2 separate regions of the Homo sapiens genome follow, and region 2 is linked to region 1. A link is a contact called in ENCODE Hi-C or POLR2A ChIA-PET data. All regions are on one chromosome and are shown on one strand. The core of a region is the stretch at or near the end of the contact, and the rest is flanking DNA. Distances in the headings are between cores, read along the strand shown.

The links. Hi-C counts contacts between places; a loop is a spot of excess contacts on that map. ChIA-PET counts read pairs that join two places held with the same protein, here RNA polymerase II (POLR2A). Pooled maps may share reads with other maps.
Region 2: a loop to region 1 is called in a pooled map, with 2.5 times the contacts of the local background. The contact joins the enhancer-like site here to the promoter of RAD50 in region 1. A Hi-C loop is called at or near these places in 1 of 37 single-sample maps with no recorded cell type and 6 of 50 pooled maps. POLR2A ChIA-PET finds 5 or more read pairs at or near these places in 1 of 52 experiments (CD4-positive, alpha-beta T cell).

The regions. Positions count from the first base shown.
Region 1 is chr5:132,552,916-132,559,653 of GRCh38, reverse strand. RAD50 (RAD50 double strand break repair protein) reads right to left here and starts at 2,677. Exons shown (of 25, transcript NM_005732.4): 1 at 2,201-2,677; 2 at 287-370. The coding sequence starts at 2,329. It also overlaps a transcript of IL5 not described here. RefSeq lists an enhancer at 2,394-3,054.
Region 2 is chr5:132,452,819-132,459,556 of GRCh38, reverse strand. The region is part of intron 3 of CARINH (colitis associated IRF1 antisense regulator of intestinal homeostasis); the gene reads right to left. Among named protein-coding and RNA genes, the nearest start is that of LINC02863, 29 kb to the right of the region's middle. RefSeq lists enhancers at 1,647-1,876, 1,804-2,473, 2,474-3,144 and a silencer at 3,423-3,615. Within about 2 kb of position 2,901, at least 30 of the 41 ENCODE cell types and tissues checked have a DNase peak (open chromatin) inside an H3K27ac peak, as active enhancers do; they include CD4-positive, alpha-beta T cell, where a contact is called at or near this core.

The sequences.
Region 1 (6,738 bases), core at 1,428-3,927:
CAAACACCCAGATGATAGTTTTTTAATGACATAGGACTTCATGATAATGTTAAGTGGGGAAAAAAACCCAGAATACAAAATTAAGAGTATGACATCAGCTATATAAAACAGTATTTAAAGGAGGAGGAAAACACATGAAAATGTCAACAACGGTTACTACTGGGTGCTAAAACTGTGTGGGGCTGACTTTCATTTCTCTTTATAGTTTTCCAGTGCCAAGTTTTCTATAATAAGCTATTATCATTTTTATAATTATAAAAATACAAAATTGTACTAGCACCATTACCTTGGGATCGTGTACAAATGTATTTCCTTTGGTTCCAGGAGGGAAATCTCCAGTACAAATATATTTTAGACATTCAATGATGGTCTAAAGAAATAGAAAATTACATTATTTCGTTATAAGAGAACCACAGAAGTTTACCATAAAATATGAATTCATTACAAAAATATTATTTATCATGGAAACTATAAAAGATAAAATCTGACATTATAAAACCTGTAATAAAAATATGATTAAGTGTTAATGCTGTAAGTTCACAGAAATGCTATATAACTAAGAAGTTATCCTAATATGAAGAATTGTTACTTGGGAAAAAAATAATTATTTTCAACTGAAACCCTTTAAACTAATTTAAGTTAATAATAAGAATGGCTAACAGTTAAGTACTGTATTGTACTAAGCACTCTTACATACATTTATTTAATTCTCACATTAACTCCAGGCTGTAGGAACTTTTTGTTTAAGAGACAGGGTCTCATTCTGCTGCCCAGGCTGCAGTGCAGCTGCATGATCATGGCTTACTGCAGCCTCGACCTCTCGACCTCCTGGGCTCAAGCAATCCCCCAGCCTCAGCCTCCCAAACGGCTCGGATTACAGTCGTCAGCCACCATGCCCAGCCTGTAGAAACTTTTTTTTTTTTTTTTTTTTTTTTGTGGGGGGAGAGAGTCTCCCTCTGTCACCCAGGCTGGTGTAGTGCAATGGCGTGATCTCGGCTCACTGCAACCTCCACCTCCCCGGTTCAAGCGATTCTCCCGCCTCGGCCTCCCCAGTAGCTAGGATTACAGGCATGCGCCACCACGCCTGGCTAATTTTTGTATTTTTATTAGAGATGGGGTTTCGCCACGTTGGCCAGGCTGGTCTCGAACTCCTGACCTCAGGTGATCCACCCGCCTCGGCCTCCCAAAGTGCTGGGATTACAGGCGTGAGCCACCGTGCCCAGCTGTAGAAACTATTTTTAATCTCCATTTTATAAATGAGAAAACTAAGGCACAGAGCAGTGAGGTCACTCGCAAACAATCAGACAACTAATAAATGAAGCGAAAAAGCTGTATTGAGGCAGCCAGTCCTCATAAACACTATACAGTACTACTCTCCCTTCTGCTAGTATTTAGTACAATCCTAAGTACATAACAAGCATTCAACAAATAACATTTTTACAAAAACAAAAGTAAACAAGTTTGGCATTCAATTCTCAACCTTCTCTCTTTCTACACTCTTCACAAATCCTTCCTTTAGACTCTTCTCCCTGCTATACTGACATCGTCTTGCTTTTTCTTAAGCCACTATTCCTGACCAGAATGCCTCTTGGTTATTCTTTCCATTCAAATTTATAAATATTCCCACGGCTTTAAAAAAAAAAAAAAGTCAGTCGTGCACCAACGTTAAATTTTTGACTGAGTTTTAAGAAGAGAAGTTTTCCAAGTTAAGCCCCACTACATCAGTTACATTTTGAATTTATTTATTTTCCATGTATTATGTCTGGACAGTTGGCATACTTGGAAACTCTTTAGTCATGTATGTATCATTTTATAACTTTTAAAGGAATTCTTGTATGGGACAACTACTGGGAAGTGAATGCTATGCTTTGAAAGCAAGGAGACAGCGTTAAAAACATCAATACAGACCAAAGGGCATCCAGTGGGAACTGAACTCTGAGTGAGCGGCGACAGCTCCCGGTATCGTGGGATTCTTAAGTAAACCTTGTCCCCAGGCCAGGTCCGGACATCCTTCCGAGACTGCTTCAGGCAAACTCCTAAGGTCGCTGTAGCCTGCAGGCCACACCCTAAGGCACTTTAAGGGCCTACACCTGTGGAGCCCTAGGGACGCTTCTGCTCCTAAGGAGAGTTCTCAACTTCCCATTTTATTCTCCGAAAGATGTAGCGACCTGTAAACTGAAGGCGGCTACTGAAGACTTACCGTCTTTCCCGCCCCATTGGGTCCAACCAAAATTGTAAGGGGGCTGAAGAAAGTGATAATTTGCTTATCTTTGTCCTCTATTCCAAAACTCCGCACGCCCAGAATGCTCATCTTTTCGATCCGGGACATGTTTGCAAACGTTTCTAATCTCACCAGGGACCTGGAGCCCACAAAGGCTTAACTGAGGCCGAAGCAAGGCGTGCACGGGACGTGAGACCCGCGAATCTCAGGGTCAGGAGGATCCGGGCGGGGAGCGAGGCCACAGGACTGCCAAAAGATCCTGCCAGCCAACAGCGGGAGAGAGGGGGCGGGGGATGGAGCCTTTCCTCCCACACCAGCTGCTTTCCCCGCCGGTGGGGAGAGCGGAGGCGGGGACCAGCCTGGGGCTGCCCGCCGGGGACGCAAAGCCGTAGCCACAATGCGACCCCGCAACCGCGCACTCACAGCTTCCTGCCTCGGCCGCCCTGCGGATCACGTGGGCCTCTAGGCCCGCACGCGTCCACGCCGCTCTCCTGGGGCACGCCGGGAAATCAGAGTCCCGCGGTGCGTGCGCAGCTCCGACTTCCGGGTGCGGTACGGCGAAGCAGAGGGCTAGGTGCTGGGTGCTGTTGCCAGGGGCAGCGGACTTCCGGATCTTTGCTGGGGATGGGCAGCCTGGAGAGGCACTGACTTTTGGAAGGGGAGACCAAGACCTGTGACGGATGGCGCTTCCCAAAGCTTGATCCTGGGACTCCTGGAATGGGGGTAGTGGTGGGGTGGATTGGAGACCCAGGAAGCGGGGTCAGTTCGTGTCAAAACTATTTTCCTTTTCATTCTCATTCTCTCTCTAACGTTCGTGTAGTAATTTCCAGTGATCACATAACATGTGATGACGCCATTGCAGTGGCGGTTAATGGAATGTGCGCATGTGTATTCTTGCGCTTAGAAATACCAATTTTAATTTCTAATTGAGTAAATGTTGATAATTATAACTCACGTACACGCTCTTTGAGGTCCCCCGTAATTTTTTAGTGTAAAGGCGTCTTTAAGACCAAAAGTCTGGGAACTAAAACTAAAAGCAGTCTGCAAATATGAAGAATGTAGAGGTAATCCATTCCGATCAGTGCTCCCAGCAATAGATATCTTTAAAAATAAGGGAAAGAGAAGTTACCTGTCTCAGAAGTAACTGAGAATATTGCTTTCTTGGAAACAAACTTAATGGAGGGATATCACATTTAAGGGCCTAGAGAAACATACATAAAAATTACTGAAACAATAGTGGAGGACATTTAAATGAAACACAAATTTGGAATTACTGTAGTGGTATAATTTGCCTCTGCCTGCCTTGGAAAAATGTAGGAAATGTTTCTCCAGTCATACAATCCCAAGCAAATAATTTACAGAACCTAATACATAAATGTATGTGCCAAAGGATGCAAGTGGGGAAGACCAGTGAGAAATAGTCTCTTGCTGTACCAGGTTAAAAAAAACCGGAAAGTGTCAGTTATTACAAAATAGTTAAAATAACTAATGGAACAAAACATTAAAATTATATAGGAATGTCTTACTTGGCAAAGCAAATGTAATAAAACAATGGGAAAAGACGAAAGACCTTTTTTTATTTTAAAAATTGTAAAATACACATAAAATTTACTGTCTTGGCCAGGCGCGGTGGCTCACGCCTGTAATCCCAGCACTTTGGGAGGCCGAGACGGGTGGATCACGAGGTCAGGAAATGAAGACCATCCTGGCTAACACGGTGAAACCCCGTCTCTACTGAAAACACAAAAAATTAGCCGGGCATGGTGGCAGGCGCCGATGGTCCCAGCTACTCAGGAGGCTGAGGCAGGAGTATGGCATGAACCCGGGAGGCGGAGCTTGCAGTGAGCCGAGACCGCACCACTGCACTCCAGCCTGGGCAACAGAGCGAGACTCCGTCTCAAAAAGAATTTACTATCTTAACCAAGTGTACATTTCAGTGGTGTTAAGTATACTCACGTACAACCGTCACCACCTTTCAACCTCTACAAATCTTTTCACTTTGCAAAACAAACTACCCATTAAACAATAACCCTTTCCTCCCCACATCCTCCAAACCCTGACAACCAACATTCTACTTACTGTCTCTATAATTTTTTACTAAGTACCTCATATAAGTGGAATCATACAGTATTTATCTTTTTGTGACTGGCTCATTTCACTTATAATGTCCTCAAGGTTCATCCATGTTGCAGCTCAGTCCCCAACCCCTGGGTCACTGACCAGTATGCATACCTGGCCTGTTAGGAACCTGGTGGCACAGTAGGAGGTGAGCAGCAGGTGAGTGAACATTACCACCCGAGCTGGGCCTCAGATCAGTGGGGGCATTAGATTCTCATAGGAGCACAAACCGTATTTTGAACTGCCCATGAGAAAGATGTAGGTTGCCCCATGCAAGGGATCTAGCTTGCCCATTCCTTATGAGAATCTAATGCCTGATGATGTGAGGTCGAACAGTTTCATCCCAAAACCATCACCCCACTCCTGTCTGTGGAAAAACTGTCTTCCGTGAGACTGGTCCCTGGTGCCAAAAAGGTTGGGGACCACTGTAGCATATATCAGAATTCAGGTCGTTTTTAAGGTTGAATAAGATTCATTACAATACACATCACATTTTGCTTATCCATCTATTGATGGACATTTGGGTTACTTTCACGTTTTAGCTATTGTGAATAGTGTGGCTATATATATTGGTGTACAAATGTCACTTCTGGACCCTGCTTTCAATTCTTTTGGGTATATACCCAGAAGTGGAATTATTAGATCATACAGTAATTCAATTTTTAATTATTTGAGGAACTGCCATACTGTTTTCCACAGTGGTTGTACCATTTGACATTCCCACCAATAGTGCATAAGGGTTTCAATTTCTACATATGCTTGCCAACACTTGTTATTTTATGTTTTTTTATGGTAGCCATCCTGATGAGTGTGAAGTGATACCTCATTGTAATTTTGATTTGCATTTCAATAATTATTAGTAGCATCATTTCATGTGTTTATTGGCCATTTGTGTATCTTTGAATAATTGACTATTCAAGTGGAGACTTTTTTTTTTTTTTTTTTTTTGAGATGGAGTCTCACTCTGTCACCCAGACTGGAGTGCAATGGTGCGATCTTGGCTCACTGCAACCTCCACCTCCCGCGTTCAAGTGATTCTTCTGCCTCAGCCTCCTGAGTAGCTGGGATTACAGGCACGTGGCACCACACCTGGCTAATTTTTTGTATTTTTAGTAGAGACGGGGTTTCACCATGTTGGTCAAGCTGGTCTCGAACTCCTAACCTTGTGATCCACCCGCCTCGGCCTCCCAAAGTGCTGGGATTACAGGTGTGAGCCACTGCGCCTGGCCAAGACCATTTTTTAAGTCAGATTTATTGAAGCATAATTAACATACAGTAAAATTCACCCTTTTCCAGGGTACAATTCCATGTGTTTTGGCAAATATAAACATTTGTGTAAACCACCAAGACCTTTTTTTTTTTTTTTTTTTTTTTTTAAGACGGAGTCTCTCTCTGTTGCCCAGGTTGGAGTGCAGTGGCGCGATCTCAGCTCACTGGAAGCTCCGCCTCCCGGGTTCACGCCATTCTACTGCCTCAGCCTCTGAGGACTGTAGCTGGGACTACAGGCGCCCGCCACCGCGCCCGGCTAATTTTTGTATTTTTAGTAGAGACGGGGTTTCACCGTGTTAGCCAGGATGGTCTCTATCCCCTGACCTCGCGATCCGCCCGCCTCGGGCTCCCAAAGTGCTGGGATTACAGGCGTGAGCCAGCGTGCCCGGCCACCACCAAGACCATTTAAATGAATACTGTGGAGACTTGGATATCAGTAGGAAGAAAAAAGCAAATCTACACTTTACTTTACTTACCACTGTAAGTTCTGGTGGATAAAATTTCAGAAAGATATTTCGGGAAGCAATAAAAGAAGAAGCAAGAAATGTAATTACCTCTACTTTTAAAGGGGAATTTTATGACCCAAAGTAGCATAAGAAATTAGCAATCACTGAGATAAGATATTGCTTGTCTCTGGTCTTAGCATGAAGTACCCAACATTATCTCTTATGCAGTTTTGCTTTCTTAAAAACGGAAAAAAGTTGAACTTGAATCTAATCATACCTTTAGATGTAACTTTCAGTTCACAGGAATTACAAGGATTAAGCTAACAGCAACACAGGGTTGGAAAAGGCAAATCCAGAAGCTAGAAACTGTTACAAGACACTGGCACAGGCTCTCAGGAGATCATTATCATTAAAGCAAAGACTATTGTAGATTTTAAAAGACTTATTAAAAAACATTTTGTTGCAAATTAAGAGATTTGAGATACATACCACCCCAATGGAATGCATGGTCCTAGTTTGGAAACTGGTTTTGCCATAGATGTGTGAAGGAAATTTGGGAGATAAGTAGGGAAATTTCAATGTAGACTGGAAATTAGATAATAAAAAAATTCTCTGAGGCAGGCGGATCATGAGGCCAGGAGATTGAGACCATCCTGGCTAACACGGTGAAACCCCGTCTCTACT
Region 2 (6,738 bases), core at 1,652-4,151, 100 kb after region 1:
GTAAGGGGTCGGGGGGGGGAGTGGCCCCCTGGGACCCTGCTCTAGGACGCATGCATAAGGACCCACATGCAAACGCACAGAATTCAAGAGCTAGCCAGGCCTGGACCCATGTAGGAGAGCCCCACTGGCTGATTTCCAATCTGGGACAAAGGCCACAGACAGGAGGCCTCCCTTGGCCACACCCAGGTCCCCAGAACATATGCTCCACTGTCCCCAGTCTAACCACAACCCCATATGAGCTGTGTCCCATTCATGTTGGCCTAGAAACTGGGAAGTACCTGGCATGGGGCCCTCCGCTTCCTCCCCATGACTGCCTGGAGCTCTGGGGAGACCACCAAGGGGCCATTTTTGTGGTTAGGAAATGTCTGTGGCAGCTGTGGACACCACAGGCCCTCCCTGGACCCTTCTGAAGTAGAGGTCACATTCCTAAAGATTCTTAACTGCCAGCTCCAATTGCTTCTTCCTGACAGGCTCATCTTAGTAGGGAGTGAATATAATCTTTTCCCAGTTCCACGAGGTCCTCTCAGATCCAAAATGCTCTAAGTTCAAAGGCAAATCATGAAGAAAGGGAGACGCAGATACTAATTTGTGGTTTTAGTTCAGTGGTTTTCCACCTTGGCTACACAGTAGAGTTACCTAAGGAGCTTTTTAAAAATACTCATGTCCAAATATTCCAACAGGCACTTTGCAAAGAGAAGATCTAAATGGCTAACAAACATATGAAAGGTTGCTCAGCTGTATTAGTCATCAGGGAAATGCAAATTCAAACCACACTGTGATACCACTACATACCTGCCAGAATGGCTAACATGAAAAAGATAGAAAATATCTATGGTTGGCAAAAATGTGAAGCAACCAGAACTCTCATACATTGCTGGAGGGAGTGTAAATGGGTACAGCCACCTGGGAACATTATTTGGCATAAGGTACTAAAGCTGAACATACTCATACCCATGCTTCCCCAGCAATGGATATACATGTACTCCAAAAATACACACTAGCATGTCATTGCAATAGTCAGAATAGTTCCGAATTATAAATAACAACTCGAATATCCAAAAATGCATCACAGTAGAATGGATAAATCGAGGAATATCCATAGAGTGGAATACTCTATAGCAAGAAGAGTGAATAAACTGCAGCTCTAAGTAACAACTTGGATGAATCATCTCACAAACACAACAAGAGGATATATACTGCCTGATTCCATTTACATCATATAAAGTTTGAAAACAGGAGAAATGACTGTACACCATTAGAAGCCAGAATGGACATTAGCCTTTGGAGCCAGGTAGTAAGTGGAAGGGGTACCAGGGGTTGCTGGTGATGTTCTGTTTCATGATTTGGATGCTGGTTACTCGGGGTAAATTCATTTTGTGAAAATTCACTGAGCTTTACACTTATGGTTTGTGCTTTTTTTTTTTTTTTTGCATGTATGTCATCCTTCAACAAACACTTAAAAAATGTTTGAAAACCCCATCAATTCAGTCAGACTCTTTGGGTGGGAGCAAGATCCAGGCATCAGTATTTTTTAATATCCCAGATGATGGTAATATGCAGCCAGGATTTAAAGTCACTGGTTTAATATCTTGGGAAAAGCAGATCCACTCAAGACCTCACAGGGTCCTGACAAAGGCCACTTCCAGCTCAGTGGAGTGAGACACTGGGGTGGGAAGATGTCCATTTTTTGGATGTGGGTCAGTCTCTTGCACAGGCAGAGGTATTGCAGCATGCTGTTGTAATGTGTATCTTCCTTGGCAGTGTCTGTTGAAAGCTGGTTGCATCAGTTTGTAATGGGGTGTAATGGCAACAAGGTGGGCCCAGCCCCCCCCAGGAAGTGGATCACTGAGCACAGCTTCTACAGGGCCATTTGTAGAGAGGTGGCAGCTGGGCTTCCCAGGGGCTGCCACCCAGGGCAGAGCCAGTGCTGAGGCTCTGACAACCTCGGCAGGGTGGGGAGAAGGCCAGACTCAGGGTGTTTATGTTTGTGGGTAATGACAGTCAGCTCTGGGCTCCAGATGATGCTTACTCCCTGGCCTCTGTGTTCAGATTAGGAACTTGCAACATCTTGCTGAGGACCATGTCAGGCTCAGCTCTAAGTGCTGTGGCTGAGAATTTTCCTTCCTCTCTGTGTGGTTAGTGGCAGCCTCCCTAGCAATGGCTGACCTCTAGCATACTCTGTCAAACTACAGGCAGCTGGGACAAGACAGGACATGGGGCTCACAGACAGGTATTCCACAACCTGGGCCCTGTCAACCCTCCCAGAAATGCATGGGCCATGAACCTCCTGCTGTGGGAGGGGCAGTGCAGAGAAGTCTCAATAAGCTTCTCTTGGCCCTCTGGGATCTCCACCATCCACAGTGTGTAGGGCTGAGCTGCAGGCTGGGTCTTCAGGTGGTGTCCCTGCACATCTGCTTTGCAGCGTGGCGTCTATAGAGCAAGAGTGAACAGGAAGGGGCCTCGGGCCTCCTGTAGCTCTGCTGGGCAGGGACGCTGCGGGGCCTCAGCTGGGCTTCCTTGGCTAAAGGGCACAGAGTGGCGTAGGCTGCAAGAGGACAAGCTAAGCTGATGAAGGCTCTATCACTCAAGGGTAGCCATGTAAAAAAAAATCCCTACAGGTAAAAGAAGCATGAATAAGACAGGCGGGGCATAACAGTGTCTCCCCACTGAAGCTGCAACTCTCTGCTTCACTGGCTTCAGCCTCCTCTCTGTGAAATGGGGGCAATGTCCCCTAGGCCTTTTCCTCCTGTCCAGTAGGGCTGAGGGTCTACAGGCCAGAGGGAGGCCTGGGCTCTGAGGCCTGTGCCTGTGTGGCCTCTGGCTGGGACCTCAGCCCCCATGTGCCACGTCACCTCCCTTGTCTGTGAAATACCACAACAGCAGCTCTTGCCAGCCAGTGACACTACCCCTTCCTGTTGTCTTCTTTACAAAGCATTTATGAAATGCTTCCTTTTCATGCTTCAGGAAACCGGTGGCCAGGAGGAGTTCTTGATTTCATTTTCTTCCCTAGAGATATGTGTGCTTCGAAATACACAAATTAAACAAAAACGAGGGCTGACTGGGACCAGGAGAGTGAGTGATCCTGGCTTCCCTTGATTTACATGCTTATTTTCCTTCTCAAATCACTCCAGTAAGTACAGAAGTCACTAATCTATTGCCCTCTATTATCTGCATTATAGTTAAAAACATCGACATGAACAAACAAAAGCCCTTGCGTAGCCTAGAGAAGTCACAAAGCTCACACCCAGACTCTCGCCTAAGAGAGTCTCTCAGGGCTCACTCAGGGACTATTTATTCTTGTTTTATTTTTTTAAATGTTGATACCCTCTCTGCTTGAGTATCCTTGTTTTAGATGCAAATCAGAAAAGGTTGCTGTATTGATCACAGTCCCAGCAGGAAACAGATGCACACTCCACTGGTAACAGGAGAGACTGAGGAAAGGACCGTTTCCAAGGGTGAGCAAGATGAAGAGAAACCCTCAAGGAAAGGTGAAGCATCCTGCAGCCAGCAACAGTGGGAGCTGTGACCACCAATCCCCAGGGAGGAGGTGGGAGGGCTCCTGGAACCCAGAGAGACCAGTAGGAGGGGACTGCCGGCAGGAGCTGTGGTTTTAGGGTGAAAAACACAGGCACTATTGACCTGAGACCTGGCAAGGGAGGGAGCTGGGGGGATAAAGCACCTCCCATTTCCCCTCCCAGCCTCCAACCTCTGGTCAGGGGAGGGGTCTTCAATTGGCCAAACCCAACTGGAAGCTTGGGGACCTGGAGCCTGGCTGATGGAATCCACAAAGGTCAAATCCTGGGAGGAGTGGGAAAGAGCAGAAAATCAACTGGAGCAGGGATGTGTGGGGGGGTGGCAAACAAACAATGCCCGGCAGAGTCACCGGGGCTGGCCATTTGAAAAGAGTACATCAGAAGCTAACGTGCTGTAATGTGGCACTCTCACCACAAATACATAGGATGAAAGGCAGCCAGGGACAGAGGCGGCCACGAAGAAAGGTTTAAAGAATCCCAGCAAAATGACTGGGGTCCTCATTATGGAAGAACAAATAGCTTTACTTAATAATTCCAAGGTAATAGCTTAATAGCTTAATAATTCCAAGGTAAACAAGTATTTTCATAAGGAGGACTCTGAATGATCAACAGAAGGTTAAATGTCACTGTACTGCTTCACAGAGCTGTTACAGGGCAGGGAAGACTATAACACAATGTAGAGATAGATCCATACAAGAGAGGTACAACAGGGTTTCCAGTTCAACACATCAGTTATTTACACTCCTAGTTTCCTTTCTCTCCTGAAGCACCACTAAAATGCTAGTCTAGAAATCAAATGGGGCCAGGTGCAGTGGCTCACGCCTATAATTCCAGCACTTTGGTAGGCCAAGGCAGGAGGATCATTAGAGTCCAGAAGTTCAAGACCAGCCTGGGCAACATAGCAAGACCCTGTCTTAAAAAAAAAATTGGCTGGGTGTGGTGGTGTGTACCTGGAGTCTCAGCTACTCAGGAGGCTGAGGTGGGAGGATCACTTGAGCCCAGGAGTTTGAGGCTGCAGTGAGCTATGGTCACACCACTGTACTCCAGTCTGGGCGATGAAGTGATACCCTGTCTCTTAAAAAAATCAAATGGGGCCAGGCGCGGTGGCTCATGCCTGTAATCCCAGCACTTTAGGAGGATGAGGAGGGTGGATTACTTGAGATCAGAAGTTCGAGACCAGCTTGGCCAACATGGTGAAACCCCGACTCTACTAAAAATACGAAAAGTAGTCAGGCATGGTGGCACATGCCTGTAGTCCCAGGTACTCGGGAGGCTGAGATATGAGAATTGCTTGAACCCAGGAGGCAGAGGTTGCAATGAGCCAAGATTGTGCCACTGCACTCCAGCTTGGGTGACAAGGCGAGACTCTGTCTCAAACAACCAACCAACCAAATGGTATTAACTCTCAAAGGCAAAGAGAATGGTAAAGGAGACATGAGTGGCTGAAAGAGTTCCCCAAACTACAGGAAGCTGGGAGGCAGGTGGAGGAATAATGACTGACATGGAGGAAGCTAGGCTCTGAAGGGCTTGCAGAGGGGCACACTGACAGGAGGCAAGCCACTTTACCCCTGGAACCCTGCAGGAGGAGCTCAGACTTGGGGAGTCCAGGTGTTGTGGCTGGTGGGGCTGAGGTACAGCAGCCTGTGGGGGTAATGAATGGAGGAAACTGGTTGAAATCCTCCCCAGGTCTCACCTCCACACCCTGCCCCACACAGCTGGAGACAAAGACACTGAACAGGAGAGAGACAGGCAGGAGGGAGGGCAGATGAATACAGGGATGAAAACAGGGAGGTGAGGGAAAAGTCTGAAGAATGAAGCGTGGGACTCAATGTCCCACCCACTTACCTTGCCCTGCCCCACCCCAGGTATATATCACTCTGGATGAGGGTATGGTGAATTTAAAAGATGGTTGCAAATTCTTTGACATTTCTCCAATGGAGAGGTGGGTCTGTGTCTCCTTCCTTGAACCTGTGTGGATTTCTGACTACAGTGGAAATGAGCTATGTGACTTCCAAGGCTGGGACATACACAGCCATGCAGCTTCTGTCTTGCTGGCCAGAACACTCACACCAGAGACTTGAGGTGCCTCGTAAGAGGTCCAATGACCAGGCCATGGTGCTGGAGACATCATGTGTAGTCTCTCTGGTCAACAGTCCCAGCTGAGCCCAGCCTTCCAGCTCTCTTTGCCAAGTGAACAACGATCTTACAAGTGGACCCTTCAGCCCCAGCTGTTCCAACTCCCAGTTATTCCAGTCACCTCGAGTCATTCCAGTCATCCTAGCCGTCGTAGAGCAGAGAATTGCCCTTCTGACTCCTTGACAGTGGCCCAAAAAATGGTTGTTGTTTTATGCTACTAAGTTTTGAGGTGGTTTGTTATGTAGCGTTCAATAACTAGAACTAGGAGTTAGAATGCTTCTCTTGAGGAGCTGAATGGCTTCAGGGTGGTGGTTCTCAACAGGGTGATTTTGTCCCCCAGGGGACATTTGGCAATGTTTACAGACATTTTGGTTATCACAACTCTGGGAGGGGGGTTACTACTGGCATTTAGTAGGCAGAAGTCACTGGTGCTGCTAAACATTCTACAATGCATGAGACAGCCTCTGACAACAAGGAATTCTTTGGCCCAACATGTCACTAGTACCAAGGTTAAGAAACCTAGCTCTAGAGAAAAGGTGCTCATTGGAGGCTTGTTAACTAAAAGACTGTCTTGCTTCCTGTAGTGAAACCCCAGTTGATAAATTCTCCCCAAGCAGAGTTTAGTTCAGCCTTTTATTGCTCCATTAATAAATACCAACAGATAGCTGAGATATTTGGCATTTAAGGAAAGCCTCCAACAAGGAGAGATGGAGAGACAGAGAGAGGGAGAAGAAAAAGAAAGCAGAAGGAAAAAGGAAGAAGGAAGAAAGAAGAGGGAAGAAGAAGAAGAACAAGAGGAAGAGGAGGAGGAAGAAGAAGAAGAAGAAGGAGGATGACGACAACGACAACAACAACAACAACAAGAAGCAGCCACCACCGCCGCTGCCACCTCCAGGTAGAAACAAAAACAAAATAGAGACTAGAAGACTATTAAGACAAATGGACAAATGAAAAATAAATAGTGCCTCAAGAAGAATAGGATGGAGATAGTATATGCATAAAAAAGAATGTGGTATTTTTGAAAAAGAACAGGAAGAACAAGAATGAGTACTAGGATATTAGAAAAAGA